Linked DNA regions of Homo sapiens: all the other regions are linked to region 2. Evidence: chromatin loops called from intact Hi-C (ENCODE). Cell type or tissue: dorsolateral prefrontal cortex. All regions are shown on one strand. Region 1 overlaps NPAS3 (neuronal PAS domain protein 3). Region 2 overlaps NPAS3 (neuronal PAS domain protein 3). Region 3 overlaps NPAS3 (neuronal PAS domain protein 3). Region 4 overlaps AKAP6 (A-kinase anchoring protein 6). Region 5 holds the start of NPAS3 (neuronal PAS domain protein 3). Region 6 overlaps NPAS3 (neuronal PAS domain protein 3).

Region 1 (5,000 bases), 610 kb after region 2:
ACAACAAACCTACATAATTTTTTTTAAGTCCAGAGCTATCAGAATTTGCATTAGAAGATTACTCTGGAGCAGGGTTCAAAAAGCACTCCTCATGCACAATAATCTTCCAGTTACAACTAAAGAATGATCAAGAGAAATTACCTACATAAAGGTGTGGAGAAGAGCATTTCAGGTGAGGGTAGTGTGCATGAAACCCCATGGGCATGAAGAACAAGGTACAGACAAAGATGAGAACTAAGCCAATACAGCTGTGGAATGGAGAAAGTCAGAAAGCAACAAGATTGATTGACATTGGAAAAGTGGCCACAGGCAAGACCCTATAAGGCCTTACAGACCATTCTGAGAAAGGATGCTCTTTATTCTAATGGTAGTAAGAAGCCCCAAAGGGCACAGAAGGTGGATTTGCATTGTTTAAGTACTAGGTGGAGGAAGACCAGTTCAAAGGGTGTTGTGGTAATTCAGGAATAAGGAAATCCAGGATGCTGGTTTAGACTAGAGCAGGAGTTCTCAACCTTGTCTCAATTGACATATTAGGCTGTTTAACTCTGTTGTGGGAGCATTTCTGTGTATTGGAGGATGTTTAGCAGCATGCCAGGCTTCTACCCACTAGATGCCAGTAGCAATTCCCCAGTTGTAGCAGCCAAAAATGGCTCCAGAGATGACTAAATATTCCCTAGGGACAAAACCATCCCTAGCTGGGAAACACTGCACTAGAGTGATCTCAGGGGAGTTGCAGAACAGGAGACAGATTCTGGACACACTAAACAAAAAAATTCAACAAGGCTTGCTGATGAATTAGGTGTGGGATAAGGGAGTGAACAGTAGCAAGGATACAGCCCTATCCAGGGTTTCTGATTATACAGCTGAACAAGCGGTGATACCATGCACTGAGACAGAAAACACTGGAGGTAGATCAGACTCGAGGGAAAATCATGCGTTCAGATTGAAACTGGCAGAACTTGAGCTATCATCATGACATGGCAGTGGTCCTGATGTCAGGAGATCATTTGGATATTCAAACTAAAGCTCAGAAATGAAATCTGGTGGCAGGGTAAAATAATTGAGTCACCAGCACAGAGACGATAATTGAGTGTATCTATGCAAAAAGATTCACTTTAAAAAATACTTAAGTTGTATTATTTCACTGTTGGTGACCAGACCATCTCTACAATAAAATCATTACAGCCCTCAACACTATAAGATAATGTTTTACAAAATTATTTCAGTATTTTCAACCAAACAGGTCTCCAAGTGCACAGGCACAACCAGAGTGTACTTATACTGCAGAGATAGAGTTAAACAAAATGTAACTTAAAAGTATGCATGGTTCACCTCAATCAAGGATGCTTTTTTAAAGGCTTAATTTGCAAAGCAAAGTTAAAAATGAAGATCAAGAGTGACTTGTGGGTGGGGGGGAGTCTACTTGTCTTTTTGCAGAAATCAGTGATCTCCTAACCCAGCATCTTGAATTATATTCTGATTGCAACTACCTTGACTGAGACCCAAGCATTTCTCATCAGAGCTCAGATTCACTTGATTTCTTCCCTTGTGGTATATGATAAACAGAAGAAAGTTCAATTCTTAATCACTTCAGGTCTCTAGAATTTTTGAAGACAAGAGTCCGTGACCTTGGGGATTGCTTACTGGTAGGGGAAAAAAAGCCTAGTCAGTTGTATTATTTAGCTCTCAAAGTCTTAACCTTGACTCACAGGTTCCCTTACTGCCAAAGGAACCAAAAAGAACATCTTCAGTTCCCGAGTGGCTCTCTTCTGAAGATTTTCCTTGGCCAGTATTACAATAAGGTCCACTAAACTCCTTACATGAGAGTGAGTGTAAGGAGTCTGTGTGTGTGTGTTCCTGTGATTTTCCAAGAAATTCTCCATTCATTCAAGAACACATTAGCTAAATTTTAGGCAACACTATTTTGCAAGAATAACAAGAATCCTTACCACCATTCCTATATAATACCTAGGGATAATGCCAGATTAACTCCAAACTGAATATAAATATAGGAGGAAATGATATTTGATAGGATCCACTTTGGAAAGCATGATTCGGTTTCTCATTATGTGGTAAGTGTACCCTGCAGAAATTTGAACTACTTAGACTTTAAAACTATAGCCATTTTTCATTATCTGAACATTAGCATGGATAACACAAAATAGGATCTGGCTCTCTATGTGAAACCTTCATTAAAATCACAAACATCCTGACTCTCAAGGAGAAAAAAGGCAGATAACGCCACAAATATGGGATAAGAAAATAGGTATTCATACTGAGGAGGAAAATGGTCCTTACATTTTTTTCTGTATTCTAGAATGTACTTTTGTTTCTGGTTCTTCCACTGTACTAGAAGCATTCACGATAAGAATCCTGAAAAGGCTAGCAGGATAATCTTGATTGGCTAAATGATCCAAATAAGCCCTTTGTGGACAAGAGTGGAGAGGATTGGATCACCCCAGGGAGTATTCCTGTTTCATTCATTCATTCATTCATTCACTGAAAGAGTTCTTAAAGCCAACTGGATAACAGTCACAAGACATTTGAGGATGAATAAGACATGATTTAAAAAAAGAAGATAGGCAGATAAGACTTTCTTCTAGGTTTCAGGCTGCCTATTGGCCTTCCCTATGTTCATGTTACACAGGAACGTGAAGCACCAAACAGATCTCCATCTTCCTGAGAAAGCTTGACTCTCCCCACTGGTGCCTATCCTTGTTAAATGGCACCACCCACTGTCCACATCAGAACACCGGGCAGCATCCTGTATTTCTTCTTCCCCTAACAATCTCAGATATCCAGTTACTTACAGGTTCTCTTATCCCTCCTAAGAATTTCTAGAACCCAATTTCTTTCCATCTGTGCTACTACCTACTCTCAGCCACTATCATCTTTTCTGAACTACTGCAATAACCCCCTAACTCCTTTGTCACCCCATTTCACTGGCCCCGCTCTAATCCTTTCTCTTCACTGTAATCAGAGAGATCTGTCTACAGTGTACCCTTCCCAAGTCTCTCTCCTACTCAGAAACTTGTATGGCTTCCCATTGCCTTTACCATAAGCTCCAAACTCATCAACATGTTGTAAAGGCCTCGTATGAACCAGCTCCTGCTCCCTTCTCCATTACGCTCCTTGAACTGATACTCCAGGCACACCTAAGGAGATTGGTCAGCCCTTCTCTCACTCTCCTCTCCAGGGCCTCTCCTGCTAGCATCATCTCCCTCTGCCGCTTCCCCCTTTCCAAAATAAGACCTGCCTATCCTTAAAATCTCCCCTTAGCAGTCGCTTTCTCTGGAGTCTGCATCCTGTGTTCTCCCAGGAGGCTCTGTGGCATCGTGCCCCTCCCTATTCAAGGACCAATCACAGAAAGCTCAAAGTGCGTGTTTGACTTCGTTCCTGACTACGGTATAAACTGGCACAGATGGCAGGAACTATAGCTCAGGGTACTGCCATGCTACGAAGGAGAAATTATGGACAATCTTACCTCAGGTCAGATCAAGGAAGGTTTCACTAGATAAGTGGTCCTTCAGACAAGTCATTACAAATGAGAGTTTTCAGGGATACTGGCTGTCCTAAGTTGGGTGTCTTGGAACAAAAGGGGCATCACGAGGAAAATGAGAAGCCATTAAGCAGTATGGCAATTTATGGGGCACATGAATATGGCTTGCAGATAGGAGGAGTGGAGAAAAGCAAATGAGAGTTCAGCAAGGATCAGACAATGAAATTCCCTTAAAAGTCGTCCAACAGATTTGGCCTTCATATTTAGGCAATGACAGGTCTTGAAAGGATCATAAGCAATGGAGAGATATGACTTTAGAAGGTCACTCTGAATTCCATGAAGACTACAATTACAAGGTTACCAGGGAAGTGGAAGAGAGGGAATGACCAGGACACTATGCAACATTTCAGTTGGGAGATGTGGGTCTGTCTAGGCAGACACAGGCGTGATGGAGAAGAACACCTGCACAGGACAGCATTTAAGCCCTGGGCTTAGATTAGATGGGCCAGCACAGAGAACACAGAGCAAGACATGAAAAATCCAAGAACAGATTGTTTCAAAAAAAAAAAAAAAAAAAAAAAAAAAAAAAAAAAACAGAGTCTCACTCTGTCGCCCAGGCTGGAGTGCACTGGTGTAATCTCAGCTCACTGCAACCTCCGCCTCCCAGGCTCCAGCAATTCTCCTGCCTCAGCCCCCCAAGTAGCTGGGATTACAGGCGCCCACCACCATGCCCAGTTAATTTTTCTATTTTTCGTAGAGACGGGGTTTCACCATGTTGGCCAGGCTGTTCTTGAACTCCTGACCTCAAGTGATCCGCCTGCCTCGGCCTCCAAAAGTGCTGGGATTACAGGCATGAGCCACCGCACCCAGCCCAAGAATGGATTTCTAAGGTACATCGAGAGTTAAAGAAGTAGTGGCAAAAATATGAGCCCTTAAGGCAACTTAAAGGAAGGTGGAAGGATACCCAAAGAAAGGCGTGACAAGAGTCCAAGGAAGAGATATTTTCTTGAAGAAGGGAGTTGTCCACAAAGCCAATAGATGAGAAGAAAGGCCACTGGCTGTTGACAATTCAATGTCACTGCCAGAAGAATTTCCCTGAAGGCAGAGCATGAGAGACAGTGGGAACGAAGCCTGGGTACTATAAAGAAGTGGAAATTTTCAGCATTCATTGCTGTTTCCAAAAAATTGGTTATGAAGGAATAGGGGACATAGGGTAAAGAGGTTGTTTTAATGATGGGGAGGTTTCAGCCAGCCCACATGCTGGTGTGAAAGAGTAGAGAGAAATGATGAAGGACCGGCTGGGCAGAACCAGAACCCCATGTGGACAATCACAGGTTGAGTATAAAGGAAAAAATTTGGAACCTAGAGTGAAAAAATATGTTGACAATAATCACACCCTTGACAGAGTCAAATTTAAAGGCAAGAAAAATAAATGTGATTATAATAATAAAATTGTACTAGCAAATGGTAATTATTATCAAGTAATACAACTATACTTTCA
Region 2 (5,000 bases):
TCTGATTGATATGCTGTTGGTAGCAAGCACATTCATGCCTTCAAGTCATCACCAAAGTATGTGAACACACTCTGAAGGGCCAGTGTGCTGATGAGCCATGGTTGTTAGCTTCCCAGCTCCACTTGGCTGTCTCAAAGAAAAATGGGATTCAGGTACTCCCTGTCTAAATTATCAGCCAAAGGGCACCAACTTCCATTCCCAAGACCTATTGGAAATTTTCCTACTCAGACCACGTGTGGGCTCTGCTTGGTGGCTTTAGGCCAGGAGAAGCCAAAGACCAGAATGATGGGGGTGGGAGGGAGCCAGGCCAAGTGCAGGATTGGTGGAGAACTTCCCAGAAAGCCTGCCCCCAAACTCAAGATGGCCCAATCTGTGGGTCTTGGTTACTTTTCTGCTAGTTTGAATCCAAAGGCAGAATGTAGACTGGGAAGGGGAGAGAAATGGTGTCTCACACCAGAATTTAGGAAGCAGTTGAGCTTGGGCTCACTTGCAGATAGACTGTTAAGGACACATTTTAAGAGCAGTAAAGCTTGCCAAAGATCACAAAGCAGTGGGCCAAAAAAAAAAAAAAATTGCCTTCATTTTTTACACCGCTATTGTTTGATTCCGGCAAAGCAACTCACTTTGTTTACCGAAACTTTAATGCCCAGGAAGTCAAACCCTATGTAATATGCTAAGGGCATCAAAGGGAAGAAATATAAGAGGAATATAATGTTCCCTGCCACTTTTCTCCCGCTCTGTTTTACTTCATTTCCACAAGAACTGGAGTGTGTGAGTGTGTGTGTGCTGGGGAAGAGGAGATGCTTTTTGAATGCTTCAGCTGTAGGCTGAAGTCTGTATTATTCTGGCCTAAGCATTTGTGGGAAAACCAAAGCAACTTCTGCAGAGATGCCCAAATGTTGACAGACCAAGAATGATTGAAAATCTTGAAATCTTTCCTGCAAGTCCCTTCCAACATAGTTTGATCTTCTCACATTTATTTGAATCTTGTGGAAAGAACAGCAGAATTGCCATGAAATTCCACACCAGGTACTGTCAAAAGATAATATTCACAACATGTCGGCTATTAACCATAGCCATATTTTATATGGCATATTTTATAACCAGGACAGAAATAGAAAAGAAGTAGAAAATATACCTAAGAAGGTAATTCACCCAGATGATATTCTTTTCATTTGCATTCTTGGCATTAATAGCTATGGTGGCACTGGACTGTATCCAAATATATCCTCCGTTCTTCTGCATCCAGCGATAGTACTTTGTCACACACTGACCCTTATTCAGCACTGGCGAAAAAAAACAAAACAGAGGCATTGTATTAAGACTGGGATCAAATAACTTTTTTTTTTTTTTTATCTCTGCAAAACCTTAAGCCTAAAAATGGGAGGACCTACACCAAGCCAGGGTGACCCTCTGTATGCTTAATATAGAATGCCATTAGTAGGACAAATGAAATCAATTCAGTGGAGCGGCAGCTCTGGAGCCAGGGTTACTGGCATTTGTAGCAAGACTTTATTCCGTTTTGGGCAGCCATGGTGTGAAAAGAATAAAAGGACTACAAATCTCTTTGGCTCACAGAACACCTAATGCGGTGTGGATATTGTCAATGGATTTGACATCAGATGGTAAGAAAGGCAAATTTGTATGTGATTTATTCATAGCTTGGAGGTAGACCTCTTTGAGATTCTGGATATTTGAATGGTTCCAAAGATGCTTTACCCCTCGTCTTTGATCGTTTCTCCTCCGTGTGAGCAATCTCAACCCGCGTCCTTATATGTCTGTTCCTTTTGATCTTGTCTAACAGAATTTATAGTCCTCCGATGAACTAAATTTACACTGGTCAGTCGGGGGAGATTCTGGTGAGACTTCGCTGAATGTTGGAACAAAATAAATTCCCCAGTGGAGTCAGAGAGAAACACTGGCCTAAGGGAGGCACAGAATTGACTTGGCTGGAGCCAAACAGAGTGACAGCTCCACACAGACTCTGAAATATGGCCCCAAATGAAGGAGCAAGTAAAAACAATCAGTAATGTGAAACGGTGCCATTAAATACCCACTGAAAGAGAGCTTTAAAATGCAGATGTTAAAAATGATACTTGAACCAAAATCTCGCCAAGTTGAAATTGATTTGATTTGTATCTGGGTACTCCTGAGCTAGTAAAAGGGGAAAGCACAGTAAATCATCCCCTGAAATAAAGTGCTGTGGATGGGAATGGTTTAAAAGGGTGCCGGAAATGTGGAAAACCTGCTGTTATTACTTGGCTGCGGATCGCAGCAACTCGGCGCCCCGCGAAAGCTCACCGGCTGGCTGGCCACTAGAGGGCAGTGTGCACTCATCTACGTCGCCCACTTTTGGCATGTCCTTGCCTCCGTCTGCTGAAATGAAAAACCTCTAACTGCTGTAATAAATTTGGCTAAATTAGCTGCTAAATGGTTATCTCAAGTAATATGTATTTGCATTAATCATCTTGCTCTAAACCAGAACAAGCCAGAGTCCTAAAGACGTAGTAAATTCATATTGTCCATTTAATTACGGCTAATAAGTGCTTCATATACAACAGTTTCATGAAGTACATTTAGATTTTTTTTTTTTTTTTTTTTGGAGGGGGGTGGATGGGTGTGAAGGGAAGTCACTTTGGAAAAGGGCTGTGTTTAAGGCTGTGGAAGCTCTTCTCATCTTGTCCTGAGCCACTCTTCCTGGCTCTGAAAGTGCCACATCCATCTATTACATCCATAAACATATAAACTTGGAAGGTTTTCTTCCATTCTCCTTTTTTTTCTCACAGCACACTAACGGGACCGTTGTAAAATTTGGTAATTATGTCTTAACTGTTACTTGAAAAAGCCTCACTTTGATGAGTGTTTCAAATCATAACAAGTTTCATTCTGAAACTCCTCACCAGTTTAGGGTGTTTTGAAGGCCCGGAACTGTCACCTTCTCTTGGTGGCGTGGCTCCACAGGTTGCATTGTACTCTCCTTTTGTAGGCAATTGTAAGTTCTGCCATTCTGCATGCATGGCTTCCCAGGCTACAAAACTGCGTGGTGAAGCTGAAAGCAGTAAAATACTAACTCTGCCATACAGCTCTTCTGTCAAACCATTGTTGCATGCAACAAGATGTGCTTTTATTCAAATCCTCTCAACCTGGTTAACTATTAACAGAGGAACGATGGGTTATATAATTCTGTCCACTATTTTCACAGAGAAAACTTACAGCACCCCAATCAGTGGTTGGGGGTATAATTCTGTCTGCTTTGTGTCTGGAATGAGGAATAATTCCAAATGGTTCTAGTATGTTTAACAAAGGCAAAGAGACTAAGAAGCCCCTTTTTAGAATCACATGAAGAATACATTGAGATGGCAGGCCAGATCAGCACAGCCTGCCTGGGAGTTCTAGACTAGAATTTGACCAAAAGCAGGCAAAATTTTAAAAAGAATTATCTCCACTTTACAAAGTATACAAAAGGGGCAAAGGGATAAAGGAGTTATAATATCAAATTAGAATCTGCAGAATCAATGTAAAGATCACCCCCTCCTTCCTGATAATACTTTCTCTTAATAAAATCCCAATTTGGAAATAGACATCCAGCCAAACGTTTGGCCTCCCCAGTGGTCTGCACGTATGTGTAGCGAAGGGGGCTGAAAGGCTTCTTTGCTAAGGGACCGTATGGTGTCATCTTTTTGAATTACAGTAGGATGACTCTGGGTCTACCTAAATGGATCTGTGTTTCCTGAGAAGATAAATCCAGCACTCGTTTGTTAGGGCCCATGAATATAATAATACAGCTTTCTTTATCACCCAGGCCAAGGGTCAGCTAGCAAGAGAGGAGAGCTAAATATGAGAGGGGCAGGACAGGTGACTTCTGATGTGAGGAGGTATCTGTAAAAAGACTGAAGGGGAAGGGAATGGCTCACGGCTTCCTTGGGGAGTCGGGGAGCCACGTGATAGCCCTTGACTTCCTGTGGTGAATACCACAAAGCAGGTTCGGGAGCCCACCGTGGGCGGCTGAAGAGGACGAGTTTGACTGACCTGTGGTTTTACCCTGGGCCAGTCTGACAGGCAGAATTCCTAAAGGGTAGGCAATCTCACTTGGTCTCTCCTAGGGATTGGTGTTTTCTGAATGAGACCCCCAAGCGCCAGTGGGAATCTAGATAACTACAGATACGGTGCAGAGTTGGGACAACATGTTTACCAAAAAATCACCCAAGTTGCTTTTGGTTTGCAACAGATCTTGTAAAAGAAATCATAATGTTTGGGAGGCCAAGGTGGATGGATCACTTGAGGCCAGGAGTTCGAGACTAGCCTGGCCAACATGGTGAGACGCTGCCTCTACTAAAAATCCAAAAATGAGCCAGGTGTGGTGGTGTGCACTTGTAATCCCAGCTGTGAGGGAGGCTGAGGCACAAAAATCGCTTGAGCCTGGGAGGCGGAGGTTGCGGTGAGCTGAGATTGCACCACTGAACTCCAGCCTGGGTGACAAAGCGAGACTCTGGCTCAAAAAAAGAAAAAAGAAATCATAATGGAATTTAGCTTCTTTAAAAAATGAAAAAGAAATACCTTTTGCTTGGGCCTCCAGAATGTAAATTTATGACTTTGGGATGAAGCTTCTTTCCTTGGAAAAAAAAAAAAAAAGTCATACTGGCAAATCAGTTGGATCATTCCAGCTGCGCCAGAGGCAGGATCTGACAGCTTTTCCTGAACTCATGTGGTCCTAATCAGCTCAAGAAGAAAAGCCACCTTGGTGCCAGTTTGAAAGGATTTTTAGTGTGTAATAAATTAGAGAACTTGAAAAACACAGAAAAAACTTTTTTGATTCTCTTCAATCCAGTGGCTGTTGTTTTTTATTTTCAAGTTTTAGGTTTAAGCAGTGAGAAAGGAGAGAATATTTGAATAAGTTTATTTCATAAAATTCCTTTTGCGGGAATAACAAAAATAAGCACCACGTGAGTTACTTGATATGAAAGTCCTTAAAAAGAGTTAATTGTCCCTTGAAAAGAGAT
Region 3 (5,000 bases), 120 kb after region 2:
GACCAAATTTAACCTCAGGCTGCATTAAGAGAAGTATAGTAGCCTACCCTGAGAAAGGTGACAGTTCCTCTGCTTTGCACTAATCAGAATATATCTAGAGGGCTGTGCTATTCTCTTCACTGTATTTTTAGAGGGTTCTCTGCAAACTGAAGCACAGCCAGGGCAGGATGACTAGGATGGTGAGGCTTTTAGGAACACGCCATTGAATAAGGGTTGTGAATTAGCACTGTTTGACCTGGAAAGGAGAAGGATGACAGGAGGAAAGGAGGATCTGATGTAATTGACTTCACATGTGTGAGAAGCTAGGATAGGGAAGAAGGAGTAAATCAGAAATGTCCCAGAGGGCAGACCTTGGATCAGTGGGAAGTTGCAGCGAAGCAGATTTGGGCTCCATATCAGGCATAACTATCTACGAGAACTACTCAACAAGGGAGTGGGCAGCCTCGCAAGTTCATGAGCTTCCTATCAGGGCAGAATCTAGCAGAGACTGGAAAGGCTGCCTGCTGGTTTTGCTGTAGAGATTTGGCTGCGTATGTTGGAGGTTGGATAAAAGGATCATGAAGATCCTTTCAAACTTGAGCATTTGTGATTCAAGGAAACAAACTTTTCTAAGACCTTCCCTCATACAAAGGCTTAGAAACTTAAATTCTTTCATGCTGCGTGTTTGAGTCATGAGGAAGAGGTTCTCCAACATCAGGATGAAAGAGTAGAAAACCGTTTGCATGTGCTGTTTCTCAAATATGCCCAGATATGAACATTCTATTGACTAAAAAACAGTTCCAGTTATCTCGCTGACATAGCTGCTCAGTAAAGTCAGTGAGCTATGGTATAAGAATATATCACTTGCCCACCTGAACAAAAGTATTTTCATTTTTAAAAGGTAAAGAATAATCTTAAATATTCTCTTTTCTCATGTGTGGGGCTCACTGAAGAAGGATGATCACCAATGCTAAGAATAATGAATGCCCTAGAAACTACAGTTAACTTCAGTGAGGAAAATGGATTGGTTCTTAAAATACTTCCAAGAGTCAAATGTGTGTTGTTTTTTTTTTTTCCTTCTGTGTGAGAAAACATATCGTGATTACTTCTAGGCAGGCCAAATTATTGTCTTCGAAGTATGTTGAGTTATTTTAATGTTAATCTTAACATAGGTTTTTCTATTTTTCTTGTTAATAAAATGCTTTTGTATTACGAATCTATTTTAAAACAACAGATCAAGTAAAGTACAAGCATCTTTGAAGAGTGAAAAAATAATTTTCCAAGTAAGCAAATACAACTTTGCACTTCAAATCAGGCCTTGATTCATCAAAAAATCTTAAACTTCTCATGAGAAAAATTAACATTTAAACCACTGCTGCTTGGCCAAGCACTCCACCACACAAGAATATGAAATATCTCCTCTAAAAAAGTACAAAAAGGACAAAACCACAAATGTGGAACTTCAATTAATTTAAAGCCCCAATCAGCAAAGAATAAATCCTTCGCAGATCTAATTACCAGCGCTCTCGGAAGACCCAGGCCGACCAGCCAATCTTCCCCGTGTTTGAACAGCTTGATGAACTAGGGGACTGATGGATATCAAGTCATTTTGTTTAATTTATAAATGGATTTTCCCCTAATACTTAAATTATCATCAGTACAACACAATGAAAATGGGAACATTCTGAATGCAAAGTCTATAAGAGTCCTGGAAGGAATCCCAATGAGGAATGTCACCTCTGTTCATTCCTCTATACAATTGATCTAATTAAATACTGAGGGTAGAAAGGCAGTTTAAAATGTAGCCATTTCTGTTTTCTTTTTAGCCTTAATTTATCTGTTCACATCTTTCAAGTACCTTCTGATGCTTTAAAAAAATAAAGAAACCAAGATTTCTACAAGTCCCTGATACTTTTAATTCTCCACGAGCTACTATTTGGAATGCCTCTGCCATAGATTTTGCTGAATAATAAATAAACGCATTACATTTAGCCATGGTAACAATAAAATGAAGAGGGTATTCCAAATCGGAAGCTGTTCCCTCTAGTAATTTGAAAGAGAAACTAAAAGAACTAGTACCTTCTACATGTATTGTTCAACTGAAATTAGATCTCTGGATTATACTTATTAAAATGTCTCCTTATTTTCAGATCTCTTCCTTATTTAATTACTGCATGGGACTGGAAGCTGCATGGAATTGTTAAATACCCTTAGACCTATTTATAGTCTCTTCACATGGGTAACTTGAGCACACTCATTTGGCAAAGGTCCTGCCCACCAACCCACACACTGGGTTTGCAATTCCCACCTGGCTCGGGGGTCTCCGACTGAGAGGAGGAAGATGCTGAGCTGGCTCCGTCCTCAGCAGTGCCCTGTGACAGGAGACCCCGCCCAGGGGGGAGCTTCATGCCCAGCTGCTCAGCCATCTCCACGTGATCTCCGGGGTGGACATAGTCAAAGACACTGCTGCCTGTCAGCTCCACCTAGAGGGCGAGAGAAAGGGTGGGAAGGAAAGACATTATATAGGCTTCTCCATTTTCAAATTCAACACAGTGATTCAGATTCTGAGTAGAAAAGAAAATACATTCAGGTCCCAGAAACAATCCTGGTTCTGTCTTCATCTTCAAATACTTAAGAATTCTTGAGGTGAAAGAGAAAGATTTTTTCACATGTATTTATTTAGCAATTGTTAAGCTCAGTTTTTTTTTTTTTCCTCACACACTGTTGTTTGCATAAAGCCAAACATTCTGTGAAATGTGGACGAGTCTGCCTTGTATTCAGCTGTTTTATCCACGCATCATCAAATACTTGCGTGTTTGGTGTCAACCACATGATTGACTGAATTCTACAGTTTTCTTATTGAGAAGTTTGGGTTTTGGATAGGAACAGCTATAGAAACAGCCAGAGATAGCAGTCGAGTGTTTTCCTTAAAATACACAGATTTCCAAGATGTGTTTTTATACATATCATCTGATTTCCATGTAAATTTAAATGTAAGAAGGGCTGCTTACAAATATATGCAAAGGCATAATGTTTTCATTAAAAATTACTCATTAGCTCTGTAATCGTATGAGGGATTTTCCATACAAAAGAGGTCAGCTGGGGTCTGAAGCAGCCATATTTTTTTTCTGCTGCAATCAGCTTGTTTTGCCTTCAATCTAATAGGATACATAGTACAAATCTCCTTGAAGGCTTTTTAAAAAATGTTTTATTTTGTATACTCTTTGAATCAGGCTAACTCTCTAACTAACTCTAAAGGCAGAGAATGAATATCAAATATCAGAACTGTTTCAGCCTGAAATAGAGGCACTGACTATTTTAATGCTGTCAGGCATGACCCCTGCGTCTGAGTTGTGCGCCGTCTGAAGGGGCAGAAGTTGCTGGTAAGGACTGGCCTTACCTCTGTACTCCTCTAATGCTCTAAATTTTATCTCCTAAGAATAGTGGTAATGCTCTACATTACATGCACATACAACAGGGAGAGATATGTCAGCAATAGGACAAGCAAAAGCTCTTTCCCAGGTCACTAATGGGTTTCCCGGTCCTCCGGAGTGCAATGGTTTCAGGCCAGCTATGACGTACCATGGAAGCTGCCAGAGCTTCAGACTGTCACAAGTTTCTTGGTGGATATTTACCTAGAACCCCTGCCTACCTCACTTCCCTTTCCAGGATAATTTCCAGCATCCCTCCAGATTCCACCTGCGTGCCTGCACCCTTTCATGTCAAGAGGGAAGACTGGCGGTGGAAAAACTGTCACAGAGACTGTAATACTCAGAGCAATTCTTGTCCCCAGAACTCCAAGTCCCGGTAATATGATCACATCTACTCCCAGACTCCATTTGATTAACATCTTAACAGGCTGCAGATCTTCCACATCTATCAGTTAACATAGGTATAGTCAGAAAAACAGGAGGCTAAATTCAGTTTGGTTAATAGCTATTCCTGAAAAAGGCTCGCGTAACTTTTACGGAAAATTAGGCATTTTTCTCTTGCTATTAAATTGCACTCTCCTCCTGTATCACCCAACCACTGACTATATCATTTTACAATCCCCATTTCCTCCATTTGTTATTGCTACAGAGCGTAAATCGGGATTCACAGTGATCAGCTCTTACCCTCTGGGAGGGGGGGATTACATGGAAATAATCCCTTTAATGTGCGCCTTGCCTCTAAGCACTTCACACAGTAATAAATGGGTAAACTGACTTTGAGCAATTAAGAAATTAAATGGAACTAATAAAATGTGTGTTTTAATATTTCTTGATGATGGTTATTTTGTTTGGAGATTAGTGAATATGAGGAAGTCACTCTCGTTTTGCATGGAGTCCAATTGTAGCACTTTCGTAAATATTTCTGTCACTTTTCTCAAACTAATTTTTTCCTTTAATACTTCAATGTGCATTTTGGCACGGACCATAGATTGTGATAGGATGACAACACAAATGGCAGATAAAATAGATTTTTTTAGGGGAGCTGGTTATTGAATGTTCATGTAAGCCAGTCTTATAGAGAGCAGAAATAGGCCACTCTCTCCACATCCTGATTTGCTCGGATGTGCAGATACTTCCTTCCTATACAATAATGTCCGGAGTATGGCACATCTAGGGCAAGACTGAGTCTTGATGTGCCACAGAGCACTAGGGCACGGTGAGGACTTTTTCTCCCTGTGGCCTCATGGGATTTCCCACCAACATACCTCAAAGCTTAATGATGAGGGCGAGGTGGGCACTGGGAGTTTGACACTATCATAGTGTTTATATGTATACTGTAGTTAAGGCTGCACAGTGTGGAGGAATGCCCCACTACTTGGACTCATAACCTGACTTCAAGACCAGAATCTTCCTCCTCAGTTGTGTGACCTTGGACAATTAATTTAACCTCCCTGGGCTTCAGTTTCCTCTTCTAAAAGTGGCAGCATTGCTGCTCTGCAGGGCCCTAGGAGAACCATTCACATTGTATTCCACATGGATGCTCCCCTGGAGTTGTGTTCCTTGGGAATGGTGCCAGGCTGTGGCCCGGAG
Region 4 (5,000 bases), 1.1 Mb after region 2:
GATGTTACTATTGTAATTGTTTTGAGGCACCACAAACCACACCCATATAAGACTGTGAACTTAATCCGTAAGTGCTGTGTATGTTCTCATTGCTCCACCCACCAGCAGTTCTCTCTGTTCCTCAGACCTTCCTATTCCTTGAGACACAACAATATTGAAATGCGGCCAAGTAATAATCCTACAATGGCCTCTAAGTACTCAAGTGAAAGAAAGAGTCACTCTAAATGAAAAGCTAGAAATAGCTAAGCTTTGTGAGCAATTCAGGTAAAAAGCTGAGATAGTCTGAAAACGAGGCCTCTTGTGCCAGTTAGCCAAGTTGTGAATGCAAAAGAAAAGTTCTTGAAGGAGATTAAAAGTGCTACTCCAGTGAGCACATAAATGAAAAGAAAGTAAAACAGCCTTATTGCTGATAGGGAAAAAGTTTTAGTGGTCTAGATAGAAGATCAAACCAGCCACAACATTCCCTCAAGCCAAACCTAATTCAGAGGAAGGCCCTAACTCATTTTAATTCTATGAAGGCTAAGAGAGGTGAGGAAGCTGCAGAAGAAATGTTGGACACTAACAGAGGTTGGTTCATGAGGTTTAAGGAAAGACACCATCTCCATAACATAAAAGTGCAAGGTGAAGCAGCAAGTGCTGATGGAGAAGCTGCAGCAAGTTCTCCAGAAGATCTAGCTAAGATCATTGATAAAGGTGGCCACACGAAATAACAGATTTTTCAGTGTAGACAAAACAGCCCTCTATTGGAAAAAAAAAAATGCCATCTAGGACTTTCATGGCTAGAGAGGAGAAGTCAATGCCTAGCTTCAAAGCTTCAAAGGAACGGCTGACCCTCTTGTGAGAGGCTAAAGCTGTTGATGACGTTGAGTTGAAGCCAGTGCTCATTTCCTATCCTGAAAATCCTAGGGCCCTTAAGAATTATGCTAACTCTACTCTGCCTGTGCTCTATCAGTGGAACAACAAAGCCTGGATGACAGTTTATCTGTTTACAGCACAGTTTACTATATATTTTAAGCCCATTGTGGGGACCTATGGCTCAGAATAAAAGATTCCTTTCAAAATATTACTGCTCGTTGACAATGCACTGGGTCACCCAAGAGCTCTGATGGAGATGTACAAGGAGATTACTACTGTTTTCATGCCTATTAACACAACATTCATTCTGTGGCCCATGGATCAAGGTGTAATCTTGACTTTCAAGTTGTCTTATTTAAGAAATACATTTTGTACGGCTATAGCTGCCATAGATAGTGATTCCTCTGATGGATCTGGACAAAGTCCATTGAAAACCTTCTGAAAAGGCTTCACCATTCTAGATGCCATTAACAACATTTGAAATTCATAGGAGGAGATCAAAATATCAACATTAACAGGAGTTTGGAAGAAGTTGATTCCAACCCTTATGGATGACTGAGGGGTTCAACACTTCAGTGGAGGAAGTAATAGCAGATGTGGTGGAAATAGCAAGAGAACTAGAATTGGAGGTAGAGCCTGAAGATGTGACAGAGTTGCTGCAATCGCAAGATAAAACTTGAACAAATGATGTGTTCCTTCTGAAGAATAAGCAAAGATAGTAGTTTCTTGAGATGGAATTTACTGCTGTTGAGAATGCTGTGAACACTGTTGAAATGACAGCAAAGGATTTAGAATATTACATAAGCTTAGTTGATAAAGCAGCGGCAGGGTTTGAGAGGATTAACTCCAATTTTGAAAGAAGTTCTACTGTGGGTAAAATGCTATCAAACGGCATTGTATGGTACAGAGAAATCCTTTGTGAAAGAGCCAATTAATGTGGCAAACTTCATTGCCTTATTTTAAGAAATTGCCGCAGCCACCCCAACTTTCAGCAACCACCACCCAGATTAGTCGGTAGCCATCAACACTGAGGCAAGACCTTCACCAGCAAAAAGATTATGACTTGCTGAAGGCTCAGATGATCTTTAGGATCTTTTTGCAATAAAATTTTTTTAAATTAAGTACATTTTTAGACATAATGCTATTGCACACTTAACAGCCTACAGTATAGTGTAAACGCAACTTTTATATGCACTGCGAAACCAAAAGATTCACGTGACTTGCTTTATTATGATATTTGCCTTATTATGGTGGTATGGACCTGAACTTGCAATATCTCTTAGGTATGCCTGTATTATATTTACCCATGAGTTTGTTCTTTTAGCCTGTGAAATTAAGTCTTAAAATTCTGATTTTGTCCAATTGCTTATAGGCAAAGTCAATTACTAATTGAAGTAATCTTTGATTTTTTTCACCAAAGAGAAAATACTGAAGTTGGAATGGACCTGAGAGACACTGAGTCCACCCCCCTCACTTTACAGATGAAGAAAATGAGGCCTGAGAGGATAAGAATAATTGCCCGAGGGGAATCTGGCCTCCTTCTCCAGGGCTTTATCACATGGCTTCTCAATCTTCCTTTGCTAACACTGGTCTTTAGTGAAGCTTAAAAATAAGATCAAAGAAAGCTCAAAGGGGGATCTATAGAATAAAATAACATAAACTGGGGCACTGAGATGAGGTCCATCCATTCCCTTCAAGGGAAATTAACATATAGAGATCTGAGCCTCTTTGGCCTTTGTCTTTTCCTGAGGAAGCTTCAAGATCAGTTAACTCTGTATACCTATGAGAGTGGGACTGAATCATGGCGAAGCTATTAGTGACAACCAAGCTTCTTTATTAAAAATCCATTTTGGTGTATGTGTGTGTGTATGCATTTAAAAGCATTAATTCATTTTATAAAAAGGTCCGTGTGAATCTATTTATGTTTCAAGGCCAAACATGAAGTGTAGGGTTCAATGAACAATTTCAGAGCAGTCAAGCCGCCAGAGAAGTGCCTGTGAGCACAGTGACAACCACAGTTGAAAGAAATGTATAGGATCCACTTTCTGATTTTCTTTGGTTACCAGAAGCACAACAGAGTATAGGAGGCCACCTGGTGGTGACATGAACCAATTAATCATTTAATGTTACACTGAAAAGCAAGCAAAACAGAGTTTGGGTTGTTACAAAAGGAAAATTAGAACCTGGGGCAAGAGGATCATAATCAACAGATATTACTGCAATATAGCAGATAGAAAATTGAATTGGGAAACCATTCAAGTCTGTACAATAATGGATATTCCTAAAGCGTTGCCATAATAGTTATTATTTATACCAGGGATTAGCGAACATTTTCTGTAAGGAGGCAGATAGTAAATAGTTTAGGCATGCTGGCCACATGGTCACTGTTCATGCTACTCAACTCTACCATTGCGTAAAAGCAGATATAGATATTTCATAAATGAATGTGCCTGGCAGTGTTCCAACAAAACTTTCTTTTAAAAATGAGTGGTAGGCTGCATGTGACCTGCAGGTCATAGTTGTCAGCCCCGATTCTGTTTTATCTTTTGAGCACATACTATTTACCAAGGACCAGGTGAAGCCCCTATATACATTACTTCATAGAATCCTAACAACAATCTTTCAAGGTAGGTGTTATTATCCCTACTTCCTACGTTTAACAACGGAAGCCTAAAATGTTTCAATGATCTGGAGGAAAAGGCACTAAGCCTCATTCATTAGAAACGCTTTGTGTAGCGCCATGGCTGTTTTTTTTCGTCTGTGATTGCGCACCCTTGTTCTCAACCTCCCTCCCATTTATCTTGCAGAGGCTGCTTTCGGTTTCCCTCAGTAGTGACTCTGCTCCTGTTTCTCCACCTCATGTTCCCTTGAAATGTTGTGTGTCTCTTAACATCTTTTTCTCCATCACTTCTTTTATGTTTAAAAACTTTATGTCAGTTTTCATAACAACAGATGTAAGCAAGCATGAAAAAGAGACAAAAGCAATGTATTAAAAATAGATAGCCACATATACAACAATAAGCCAAGGAAACTGTCATATTGTGTATGCTCCAAATGGAATGTGAGCCAAAAACACAATGCTCACTCCGACATAAATAATATATTACGCATCCACTGGGAGAAGAAGTAGCTCTGTCCCTAAATGGAAGAGGTTTTTTTTTTTTTTTGGGTCCATTTTTTATGTCATGTTCTTTTTCTTTTTAAATTTTTTTAAAGGCATATACTGTAAGTCATACCATCTCAGAAAAGCTACAGTCGTCTTCCAAACCATCCATGAACTATTTTATTAACTGTTAATAAGAGATAGTTGAAAAACCTGATGGAGAAATCCATGGAGCTTGTTAAAGCCTCTCAGATATATGGATTTACCAGCAGTCTTTCAATATTAGCATATTTTCTGCTACAAAAGAGGATGGAAGTGGTTTCAGTTAGATGGAGTGTAGACAAAACTGAAATAAATGACTTAAAAAAATTTTTTTCACCAACCAGTTTTGAGCACCAAAAAATTTTCTAACTTGAAACTGCAAAAGCTTGAGAAATGTGACTATACAGAAAACAGAAGAGCTAGTTACAGAGCATGGATTCTGGCTGATTTGACAATTAATACCACCAACAGAGAGGATTTACACTAGAAATAAGAAGACTTTCAGGAAAGGGAGAGTTAAACATTTTAATGGAAGGCTGTGGAATTCCCTCTGGAAAGATCTTTAATGGAGGACAAATTCTCTCCTATATGGAATGGATAAAAACAATCCTTGAAAGAGAAGGAATGAAATGAAGGTCTTTTCAAGGTACTTGCAGTCCTGGAACACCACTGAAATTCTCACTTTCCATGGAACTAAATAACTGTACAAAATCTCTTAGAGATCAACTTTGGAATATTCAGGAGAAGAATCATTAAGTAGGTGATTCAAATCAGAAAGTATTTACTGAGTGCCAAATATTACCTAGCACTGGGGAGATGTCCACCCCACCAGGGTATAGTTCTGAGCAGCAGTGTGGACAGCAGACGGGGAACACAATTATTCACTTCAGATTAAAAAAAAAAATCGTTGTGCTCCAATGCTCCAATCAGCTTTCTGGAACTATTTCCTGAACTTGGTGAGCTCAAAACTCCCACAAGAGCTGGCTGTCACATGAGATTT
Region 5 (5,000 bases), 850 kb after region 2:
GATGGGGAGGGGGTGCTGAGTTACTCTGAAAATCTATCAATGCTACTCACGTAGAACAGTTACGGGTATTTTGAACACAAACTCCCTTTCCCTGTGGCTGTACTAGTTTAACTAACTTCAAATAGACATGCTCGACTGAGCCCCTTGCTTGGATATGCAATTCTCACCAGGAACTTTTTAAAACACAGATCCCCAAACAGTAACTAACGGGGCATAGATGCTCCAACTGCTGACACATTTTGGATCTCGCTGTTTGTTTGCTTATTTGGATTTGAGGGTTTTCTTCTTTATTTTTCTTTTTCCTTTGGGAGGGGTATGGAGAGGAGGGGAAGATGAGAGCGGAGGGCAGAGCGGGAGACCCACAAGTTGCCGAGCGGAGGGCGCAGCCCGGGAGGCAGGGAGGCGGCGGCCGCGCTCCTCTGGGCTCGGCCCGGCCTAGCTGCTCGCGCGGAGACGGAGCCGGCCCCTCCGCGACACATTCCGGGCCTGGCGCGAGCTCCGCGCTCCCCGCCCCCGGCCTCCTCCTCCTGCTCCTCGCCTCCTCCCCCTGCTCGCCGCCTTCCCTCCCCCTCCCCAGCCTCATTCCCTTCCTCGAGAGCAGCTGCTAGGGGACCTGCGGCGGCCCCGGGGATCCCCGGCCCCCCACCCTCGCTGCTGCTCCCGTCACACGGCAGCGCCTTCGCATCTGTTTGTTTCTTTTTCTTTTTCTCTTTTCTGTTTCTTTCTTCTTTTTTTTTTTTTTTTTGTCAGTGAGTCACTCTATTCGCCGAGCCGAGGAGGTGCGACTGCTCAGAGAGCCCGGCCGCCGCCAGAGCCTCTCGCTGCCGCAGCCGCCGCGGGGACAATGCGCGGGGCCCCGGGCGAGCGCTGCGCCCAGACGAGGTCCCCGCGGGCTCGCGGCCCAGGAGGCGGGCGGGCTGCGGAGAGGGGCCCTCGGCGGCGGAGGCGGCGGCGGCGGGAGCAGCGGCCCGGCGGCAGGTTCAATAAACAGAAAAGTGTTACCGTTCTCGCCTGGAAGGATCCTGCTGAAAGCTGGGCTTGGTGGGCGCCATCTTCCTGCTATTTTTTTTCCTCTCTTACTTTTTGCCTCTCTCCCCCCTCCCGGGTGGGGGGCGTGGGCGGGCGGGGGTGTGCGTGTGCGTGGGGTGGCGGGAGAGTGCGGCCGTGCGCGGCGCTCTGGGCTGCCCGGCGGGCGGTGGCCGGGGCCGGGGCCGTGGCCGTGGCCGTGGCGGCGGCGGCGGCGGCGGCGGCGGCCGTGCTGCTGAGGTGGGGAGGCTACGGAAAAGTAGTGGGGCCGGAGCCTCGCGGGCGGCCGGCCGTCCCCTCGCGCCGCCGGTGCTCCCAGCCGTGGGTCGCCGCTTCCGCCGCCGCCTGCGCCTTCTCCTCCCGCTGCTCGCCCGGCGCCGCCGCCGTCCATGCGCCGCAGAGCGCCCGCGGCCCGGGCCGCCCCGGCTCCCGAGGCATGCCCGGCGCGGAGACAGGCGACCGGCGGCGGCGGCGGAGGAGGAGGAGGGGGAGGCGGCGGCGGCGGCGGGGGGAGGCGGCCGCGCGGTCCCGCGGGCAGCCCGGCCCAGGGCCCCGCCGCCTCCGGGTTCTCACCCCCGCGCCGCCACCCGCCCCCGCCCCCGTCCCCCGTCACCCCTTTCTACCACCCGGAGCAGCCCGGTGGCAGGTGGGGCGCACACCCTCCCTGCGGGGGGCGCGGGGTCTAGGCCGGGAGGAGCGGGAAGGGGGAGGACACGCGGGGGGTTCCAGCTTGACCGCTGTGAAAGTATTTCTGGGCATTTTCCAGCTGCTTTGCTCCAGAGCGCTCTCTCGTACGCAGACACACACCTCCCCCCCCTTCTCTCTCTCTCTCTCTCTCTCTCTCTCTCTCTCTCTCAATTTCTCTCTCTCTCTCTCTCTCTCTCTTTCTCGTTGGGGGACTGGGAGGCTCGGCTGCCGGCGCAACAACGCCACTCAGTTGCAGTTTCAAACACTTCCCTTCTCTGGAGTATTGCAGCCAGGAGGAAAGAAAGAAACAGAAAAAGGAACTGGGAGGCCACAGGAGCGAGCTGGGGCAGGACACAGTCCCGGGAGCTCCTTGGGGGCAGCGGAAATCAATACGGATGGGGGGTGCGCTGGCCCAAGCAGATGGGCCCAAGAGCCCCGTGGGCGGTGCAGCAGCAGCACAAGCACCTTGTGGCTCTGGCGCTCTCAGCAGCGTTCCCAAAGCCGGAGCATCTGCATCAGTCACGGACGTACAGGAGTGCAGACCCCAGGGTTCACAGGTGAATCCCCGCGCGTTTAAACTCACATACAGAAGCCCCTCCCGACTCGGGTCCCGGGACTTGGGACCGGACTGCCACCCTCTGGGATCTAGCCCAGCCGCACCCCGGTTTGACAGTTCAGCAAGGCCTAGAGAAAGGCTGGCTACTCAGTGCAGGGCCCGGGCTAGAATCCTGTTACCTGGGTAGACCCTGGTCAGAGCGTTTTCTCCACTAAACCAATCAGAAGCGTGTGGACAGCTTTTTACGCAGAGACTTGGGTCAGTCATGTGTCAACCAGGCAAGTAGAAAGGACTCCCAAAGCATTTCCACTTTGAATGAATGAAAGCGCCTGATGGAAAACATCAGTCCTGTGTGAGGTTCTGCATTTGACTTTAAGCTTAAGAAAAAAATAAAGACCTGAAAAGGGGTCCTCCATTCGGTCTCTACGACTCCAGTAAAGTAGGGCTGGGAGTTGGAAACTTCCAAAGGAACACATAAATGTTTTTCGTGGTAGAGGTGTTTAATCTGCATGATGGTGTTTAAGTTCTCTTTGGAGTACACTCTACAGGTAGGAGAGAATGAGAAATGAACTGGAGTGGAGAGTGTTATGGACAAGATATACATGGGCTGGCAGAGAAGGGAAAAAGTTGCCAGTTCAAAGTTTTGGCTCCAGGACACCCAGTCTAGGGGGTTTCTGCCCGAAGATGACAAATGAGAGAAGCTTGTAGTCTCCCAAGAGGCCACTCTTTGCTTGAAAAACCCCCCACTCCTGTCACTCCCGCGGCGGACTCCTCAAAAGTACTTAAAAATAATTTTTTGGTAAAATGATATGTCACCATTCACTTAACAAACAAATCCAGATGGAAACAAATCCAAGCGGAAACTAAGTCTGTCCTTCAGAACCCCACAATCCTGTTGAGGTGCCAGAGGACAGGGGACTCCTGACTCAGACCCTACCTCCAACACCTGCCAATGACCTTGACCTACACGGCTCACTCTCTGCCCCCCTCCCCCTATTTTGACTAAAAGACAGTAACAGGTGTCATCATGTCTTAGTAACAAAATCAAAGAAGGCTACATTTTTCACAGCTATCATCTTCTCTTCTGCCAATATAACATAAAAATCGAAGGAGGGAATAATACACCCCAAAGGCTAAAGTTTAGAGATGCTAGAAAAAAAAAAAAAAAAGCCTTAGTCTTTAGAACTGCAGTGGGATTCAGAGACTTCATAAGGTGCCCAAATTCAAAGTTGAAAGTGGAAAGCACCAGTGCAGCTCTCAGTGCTGAGGTGGCAGACTGTAGGGGACTGCCCCTGGTGCTCCTGCCTTGAGGGAAAATTCTCTCTGAGGTGATCTTTATGGTAAAGGATAACAACACTCAGAGCAAACCTGATGGCAGAAAATTCCTAATCCCCCACCCTTTTATGCCCAATTTATATGGTATAAGTTAGCTCAAGTTCCCGGAGGTCCCTGAAATCTTCCAAAGGCCATCTGACATTTCTGACCCTTGACTCCCTACTTCACAGACCATACTATTGTGACCATTGCCTGCACTTCCTAGTTAAAGTGACCGCCAGATACTATTGTCATTTAAATGTTGTATAAGTGACCAAAAAAACATACCTGAACCATGAAAAGGAAAAATCTAATTCTTTTCTAGTCTTTCATGTTTGAAAGAGTCCCAGATCTTTTGTATTAAAGATTCCTGTAATCACTGAAGTAAAACAAGACTAAAATAATTTAAATCAAAAATCCCTTTGACAAGGAATAGCCCCTTTTTGAGTTATTTTCCAAACTCTTTAAAAAAAAAAAAAAACTTCAGACAGTACACAGAGCATATAATGAAGTCTTCTACAGAATATTTGGAATACTGGACATCAACTTGGAAAACACTCAGTGTGTTATGCAAAATCTGCTCTGGTCACTGGGCCATTGCTTGGAAGGCACAAAATATGGCAGTGATAGATTATCTTAACCTTTTCAGTTTAAATACTGTTGGTTCAAATCAAAGGTTCTCAAATCAATGAAGTTTGAAATACAAGGTAAAAATAGGAACTGTTATTTGAATTATGCATTGTGTATATTTTAAGTTAAATGCCATTGGCAAATCTCTCAGATGTTTAATCATGTGCAATCTGGGAAACACAAATATTTAATTTCACACTTTCATGTGTTCTTTTTTCTTCCATCTTTTATAAAACCAAGCCCCACAAATGGGGAGTTTACCTTTCATAGTACATTGTTAGTTTTTCTCAGCGCATTTTCGTGGATTACATTTTCAGTAAAATCTTGGAACATCAAAAGTTGTCCTTCAGGAAAAACTTCAGGGTTCTAAAGCTGTTGGTAGTGGTAAATTGCTTTCCCTTTCTTTCCTTATTGAATCAAATTACTATTTCAATGTCAAATACGTAATTTTTAAGAAAAATCTATAAATACGTTTAAGAGAACTACAAATAATACTTTAAAACTTCCTTCTCACCACCTAGCCTGACTTTGTAAAATTTGCTTCCTAACTTGTATCCCTGAATCTTATGCATTTGCATTATAATGCGTTTAAGATGAATACTTAACAGCGCCGAAGAGACTCGGATTTCATGCTGTATTTCCCTGTAGTAACAGGTGACATGATAACACTATTATGTAGAATTGCAAGTTTACAGCTACACATGAAAATCGTTCCTATTCTGTTTGGAAACAAATGATCAATCAGCCTCCAGTGATCAATTGCCCCCCTAGCTGTCCGTATGCGCGG
Region 6 (5,000 bases), 360 kb after region 2:
TCACTGAATTAAACATCTCCAATCTGCAGGTGAGTCTATTCCCTCCCAATATTTTTGACCTTGAAAACATTTCTGCTGCTGCTATGTGTATAGGTTCCCATCTCCCAACCACACCCCCCTCAAAATTACTGAACTCTTTGGCCCTATAGCTCTGTATTGACAATTTTCCTCCCAGTGCAAGTCTAGCTTGGTGCATCATCTACTGAAGAATATTTTAAAGTCTTCTGCTAGAAGAGTGAATGATCCGTTCATTCAATTTTTATTTATTTAAACAAAATTTATTCAACTCGTACTATATTCTTGATACTTGTTTATATTTCTGTTAAAAACTCATATATAAGCTAACACAAAGCTTTATGTAGCATTTTTTAAAAACAGTGTTCAAAAGAAAGAATCAACTTCCTGCAGTGTGAATTTTAATGGGTGAATAACAAAGACAGAACAAATGAGGAGTGACTTGACAATACTTTCTCAGTCTATGCCATTTGTCATTCTATTTCATTGTTAACTATGGATTTTTTTTTTTTTGAGATGGGGTCTTGCTGTCACCCAGGCTGGGGTGCAGTGGTGTGATCTCGGCTCACTGCAACCTCCACTTCCTGGGTTCAAGTGATCCTCCCACCTCAGCCTCCCAAGCAGCTGGACCTACAGGTGTGCACCACCATGCCTGACTAATGTTTGTATTTTTTGTAGAGATGGGGTCTCACCATATTGCCCAGGCTGGTCTCAAATTCCTAGGCTCAAGTAATCTGCCTGCCTTGGCCTCCCAAAGTGCTGGGATTACAGGTGTGAGCCACCACACCTGGCCAACTACAGAAATTTGATTACTGTGTTTGTTTGTTTATTTATTTATTTATTTAGAGACGGAGTTTTGCTCTTGCTGCCCAGGCTGGAGTAAAATGGCACAATCTTGGCTCACTGCAACCTCCGCCTCCTGGGTTCAAGCGGTTCTGCTGCCTCAGCCTCCTGAGTCACTGGGATTACAGGCGCCTGCCACCACGCCCAGCTAATTTTTGTTATTTTTAGTAAAGACGGGGTTTCACCTTGTTAGCCAGGCTGGTCTCGAACTCCTGACCTCAGGTGATCCGCCCACCTCGGCCTCCTAAAGTGTTGGGATTACAGGCGTGAGCCACCATGCCCGGCCTAGTATGTTTTATTAAACTGTTCTGAAACAATCATTTATATTCATTTTGAAAATAATTTTTAAAAAGATGTCTACAGTGACCGAAACTTTCATGGCTCACATTGGTTATGCTGTTTTACAGAAAAGGCTGTTTTCAGGCTTTTGACCTAGAGTTAGGGCTTAACTCCAAAGTCTGAAAGATGAGCTATTGCCTAAAACAATTATCACACTACTTATGACTTCTGTTTCATAATACTTAGTGTGCTACATATAAATGAAGTCCAAGAGTACAAGGCCCTATCTTGGCTGCTGCTTGCTAAGAAAAGCAATATAAGTCTGCCCTGAGAAACAAAGTAGTTGCCTCCAAATGTATGGAGAACATTCCAGCAGCCCATTTCAAAGTTACCTGGTCACGTGCTAGCCACTTGACATATGTCATTATGCCATTTCTCATTACCACAACTTTCTGAGACTGTTTCTGGAGATGAGGTTAAATAATTCAGGGTCAGAAAGGCAGGATTTGGACTCAGTCTCTGTAAGTTCAAAGACTGCGTTTGCTTTATGATGCTGTGTGGTTTCCCTATACCATCTTGTTTCCCAGGCTAAATGTACATGGGACTATAATTTCAAGTCGTTATTTATCATTGCCTTGAATAACAGCAGCTTTAAAAATATAATTGATAATAATATGAGCCTACTGACAAGCTACTCAGAAAAACATACCATTTCTATAACCTCATGGTCCACGATTTTTGGGTTGTGTTTATTTGTTCCTGCCTCATTTTATCACAGCAATTTTCTGACATTTGCAAGTTTCTTAAAATGTAGTTAATACTAACCATACATCCTCACAACTTGATGACATTGAACAAATAAACATTAAAAATCCCTTTGCATTTGAACGTATGGTAAAAGCAAAGATTTCTATATTTACATATGTAATATAGACAAGTAAAATCAATGACATGGAATACCTATGTAATAAAGTAATTGCTTTAGAAATGTGTGTGATAATTGCATATCAGCTGAATAATTCATTACTAAAATTATTGGTAATGAATGTTCATTTAGTACGATTATCTCATGTGTGGGAATATGCTGATGTACAGTGATTTACAGTAAACTTTAAGGATGAACATTTTATTTTTAGACAACTGCTTGTTCATTAAATATGAAAAAGTGATGACAAAACAGGTTTCAGTGATGCATTCAATTTGCAACGATAGAGTTTCAATCATAAATGGCTTTTGGGTTATATTAACTATAGCCTATAAATCATATATAAATATATGCGTGCATGTGATATCACACAGAGCTGTCCAGCAGAGGGCTCCTTTGAAACAGAACATGAGAAATGAGGCCACTGTTCAAAGTGGAGTCAACATGGTACTTTTAATAAATTATATTGAGGTTTAGCAAAGATTTATTCCAAACCAGCCAATGGTTTTACAAACCATTTTCCTAGAGATTGTAATTTCATGTATTTACAAGTGAATGAGATTTTCATAATACTTGTCCTATGAAAATATAAAGTGATTAAGGCCAGATATTCTTATGAAATGCAAGCAAAACCAACTAATAAGTCCTCACAAGCTGTGTAAATAGATGTGCATTTAATTACACTTACATAGCAACACAAACCAAATGCACAGGAACATTTTACTAAAGGGAAACCAATTTTTTCCCAAAGGAATATATTGTTAAGCAATGACTGTACAAACTCGCTCCTTTTATTAGAAACTACAGTTGACAATGAAAGATTGCTCCCTTCTGCCCAGTGGAGGGGTGGTGAGAGCTCTGTGGAATTTTTTCCTTTATAAATGATTTAGATGTACCTATACAAGAAAAGTACTTTTCTCTTTATATACTGATTCTCATTTCTATTAATGTTTTTAAGAAATAACTATGTATTCTCAAACATAAAATGATATGACACATTATATGCCATATTATATATGAGTAATACTAAAAATGCTATAGTTGATCAGACTAATACCTTTCACATGGACTTCTGAGTGACATCATTTTTGAAAAATGGGAAGGCTAGGCTGTGTAACAATTCAGAAAATCATATTTTTTTAATAGAGTAAGTAATAGGTGGGGTTAGGAGAGGGGACCCACAGAGATTATCATGTTCTTAATTTGGGAGTTCTCAACAGCTTCTAAAATATAAAAAAAGAATCATCAAAATTGACTCTTCATTCAGGTCAACCTTACAGTTCACATTCAATTTTAATAAATGGATACATCATTTCACTTGATGAGAAAAGGTGAACTCTAGATCCCTAAAGAAGATATTGACATTTATAAAACAAAGGCGAGAGATAACAAATATTTAAAATAGCAATCTAAAATCCTTCATAATCACTAAGATGGATTTTGTTCTATGTCATGCAGCCATAAAGTCAACACTCTAGAATCAGGATACATGAATCACATTGTTCTAGAATCGACAGCAATTCCAATATTCAAATAGCATGAAATAAAACAAAGAATGTTTAATGGCCTTTAAGTGAACAAAAGCAATATATAAATTTTTTATGTTTAAGTAATTCTTATAATAAACAACTTATATGAATACATGTAGACCTTTTGCCAAATCAGAGCTACCTCCTGGTATTCAGTGACACTAAAGACCAGGAAAAGTTAATACATGTATTTAACTAGTGAGATGTTAACATGAGAGGCTGGAAAAGCCAGATGTGGTAGAACTTGTATAGTAACAAATCAAAAATCATGTTGATGTGAGTACTTATTATCTCAAACATGGAAAAGTAATCAACCAACACGGTATCATCTCAGAAAATAGCACCACTCTAATGGAACCCAGAAAAACAATCACATTATATAATTTTGCATTTCCCACGTGCATTTTAAATGCCATTATTTTTCCTCTTTTGATCTTTCCTTTGTATTTGTAAAAGGAGCTTTCATCTTCGGATATGTATGTGAGGATATGCACTGGAGTCTGCATGCTTCCATGTTTATGATGCCAACAGCCAGACAGACTTTGGCAAATGACACTGACTGTACCAAGACAGTTGCATCTGACTGCTTAAACCCCTCAGCTTCTCTGGGCAGTTCAGGAGCCCCTGCTGTGATGTTTTGTTTGCACACGTGCACAGATAAAGGCCACCACTCCTCTCATTAAACAAGAAGACATGCGGGAAAATTAATAATTTAATTTGCAGGGAGAAGATAGATGTGGAAATCAAATGTGCATCTACAACCTTCCCTGGGCACTCACGTTAGTGTCTGAGGAGATCTGATGCCAGTTCTGTTGCCTGGCTTATGTCTCTAGAATAATATCAAAGTGTCAGCAAAATCAGTGCTTTCAAACTGCTGGGTGAGGAACAGTTGTCTTGTCACAGTGCAGACACCCCGGGAGTGGGAGTGTAGTTGGGAGAGGGGAGAAGGAAAAATCCTATTAGAACTCGAGCCATAACATGTACTCTGCTAGGCCACCCATGCTCTAAGAATCTGATCAAATCCTAGACGAGGACCACATGATAAATGACCCAAAGACCCAAGGAGAGCCAGTGTGATCGTTAACAAGTCAAAGACAACTATAACCTACCAGTTTATTCTCTACTCCTAGGAAAATATTTTACTCTTTGCTTTCCTAGAGAAAAATGAAGGAAAGAAGAACTGAAGGGAAGGCGGAGGAAAAGAAGAATGGGGGAGGGGAAGGGGAAGAAATAGAGGCAGGAAACTGGGTCTGCTCTTTGTCCTATACCACTGGATTTTGACCCTGGGTTGATCTAAGTGCTTGCAAGAGCAACAACAAGCACCTTTTATTTTACAATCCTCATCAAGCCTCGTTTTCCTGAGGTTTTTAAAATACCAAGCCAGATTACGCTTTGATTTTCTAGACCAA

What was found. Peaks named below come from ENCODE experiments on the same cell type or tissue, not always from the same donor. Only the 100,000 strongest peaks of a DNase experiment are listed, where the experiment ranks them.
Region 1: a loop joins it to region 2, with 6 times the contacts of the local background. A loop is called at or near these places in 9 of 110 quality-filtered maps.
Region 3: a loop joins it to region 2, with 5 times the contacts of the local background. A loop is called at or near these places in 32 of 110 quality-filtered maps.
Region 4: a loop joins it to region 2, with 3 times the contacts of the local background. A loop is called at or near these places in 40 of 110 quality-filtered maps.
Region 5: it touches region 2 in a loop (2.6-fold over the local background); 16 of 110 quality-filtered maps call a loop at or near these places.
Region 6: a loop joins it to region 2, with 5 times the contacts of the local background. A loop is called at or near these places in 10 of 110 quality-filtered maps.

What each region holds. Positions count from the first base shown.
Region 1 is chr14:33,182,515-33,187,514 of GRCh38, reverse strand. All of the region lies in intron 2 of NPAS3 (neuronal PAS domain protein 3), which reads right to left. Among named protein-coding and RNA genes, the nearest start is that of NPAS3, 250 kb to the right of the region's middle. In dorsolateral prefrontal cortex, a CTCF peak has its summit at 2,742 (motif pointing left); no DNase peak of the experiment used is centred here.
Region 2 is chr14:33,790,183-33,795,182 of GRCh38, reverse strand. It overlaps NPAS3 (neuronal PAS domain protein 3), which reads right to left. Exons shown (of 12, transcript NM_001164749.2): 10 at 1,139-1,286. Among named protein-coding and RNA genes, the nearest start is that of SNORA89, 84 kb to the right of the region's middle. In dorsolateral prefrontal cortex, CTCF peaks have their summits at 2,091 and 2,310 (motif pointing right); a DNase peak (open chromatin) is centred at 2,302; H3K4me3 peaks cover 1,801 bases; H3K27ac peaks cover 4,102 bases.
Region 3 is chr14:33,673,673-33,678,672 of GRCh38, reverse strand. NPAS3 (neuronal PAS domain protein 3) reads right to left here. Exons shown (of 12, transcript NM_001164749.2): 6 at 2,288-2,462. Among named protein-coding and RNA genes, the nearest start is that of SNORA89, 33 kb to the left of the region's middle. In dorsolateral prefrontal cortex, CTCF peaks have their summits at 2,262 and 2,462 (motif pointing left); a DNase peak (open chromatin) is centred at 2,402; H3K4me3 peaks cover 965 bases; H3K27ac peaks cover 3,150 bases.
Region 4 is chr14:32,709,220-32,714,219 of GRCh38, reverse strand. All of the region lies in intron 9 of AKAP6 (A-kinase anchoring protein 6), which reads right to left. Among named protein-coding and RNA genes, the nearest start is that of NPAS3, 230 kb to the left of the region's middle. In dorsolateral prefrontal cortex, a CTCF peak has its summit at 2,952; a DNase peak (open chromatin) is centred at 2,919; H3K4me3 peaks cover 801 bases; H3K27ac peaks cover 4,092 bases.
Region 5 is chr14:32,935,369-32,940,368 of GRCh38, reverse strand. NPAS3 (neuronal PAS domain protein 3) reads right to left here and starts at 1,490. Exons shown (of 12, transcript NM_001164749.2): 1 at 1,003-1,490. The coding sequence starts at 1,052. In dorsolateral prefrontal cortex, a CTCF peak has its summit at 2,001; DNase peaks (open chromatin) are centred at 538 and 1,958; H3K4me3 peaks cover 4,710 bases; H3K27ac peaks cover 4,878 bases.
Region 6 is chr14:33,430,053-33,435,052 of GRCh38, reverse strand. All of the region lies in intron 4 of NPAS3 (neuronal PAS domain protein 3), which reads right to left. Among named protein-coding and RNA genes, the nearest start is that of SNORA89, 280 kb to the left of the region's middle. In dorsolateral prefrontal cortex, a CTCF peak has its summit at 2,459 (motif pointing right); a DNase peak (open chromatin) is centred at 2,444.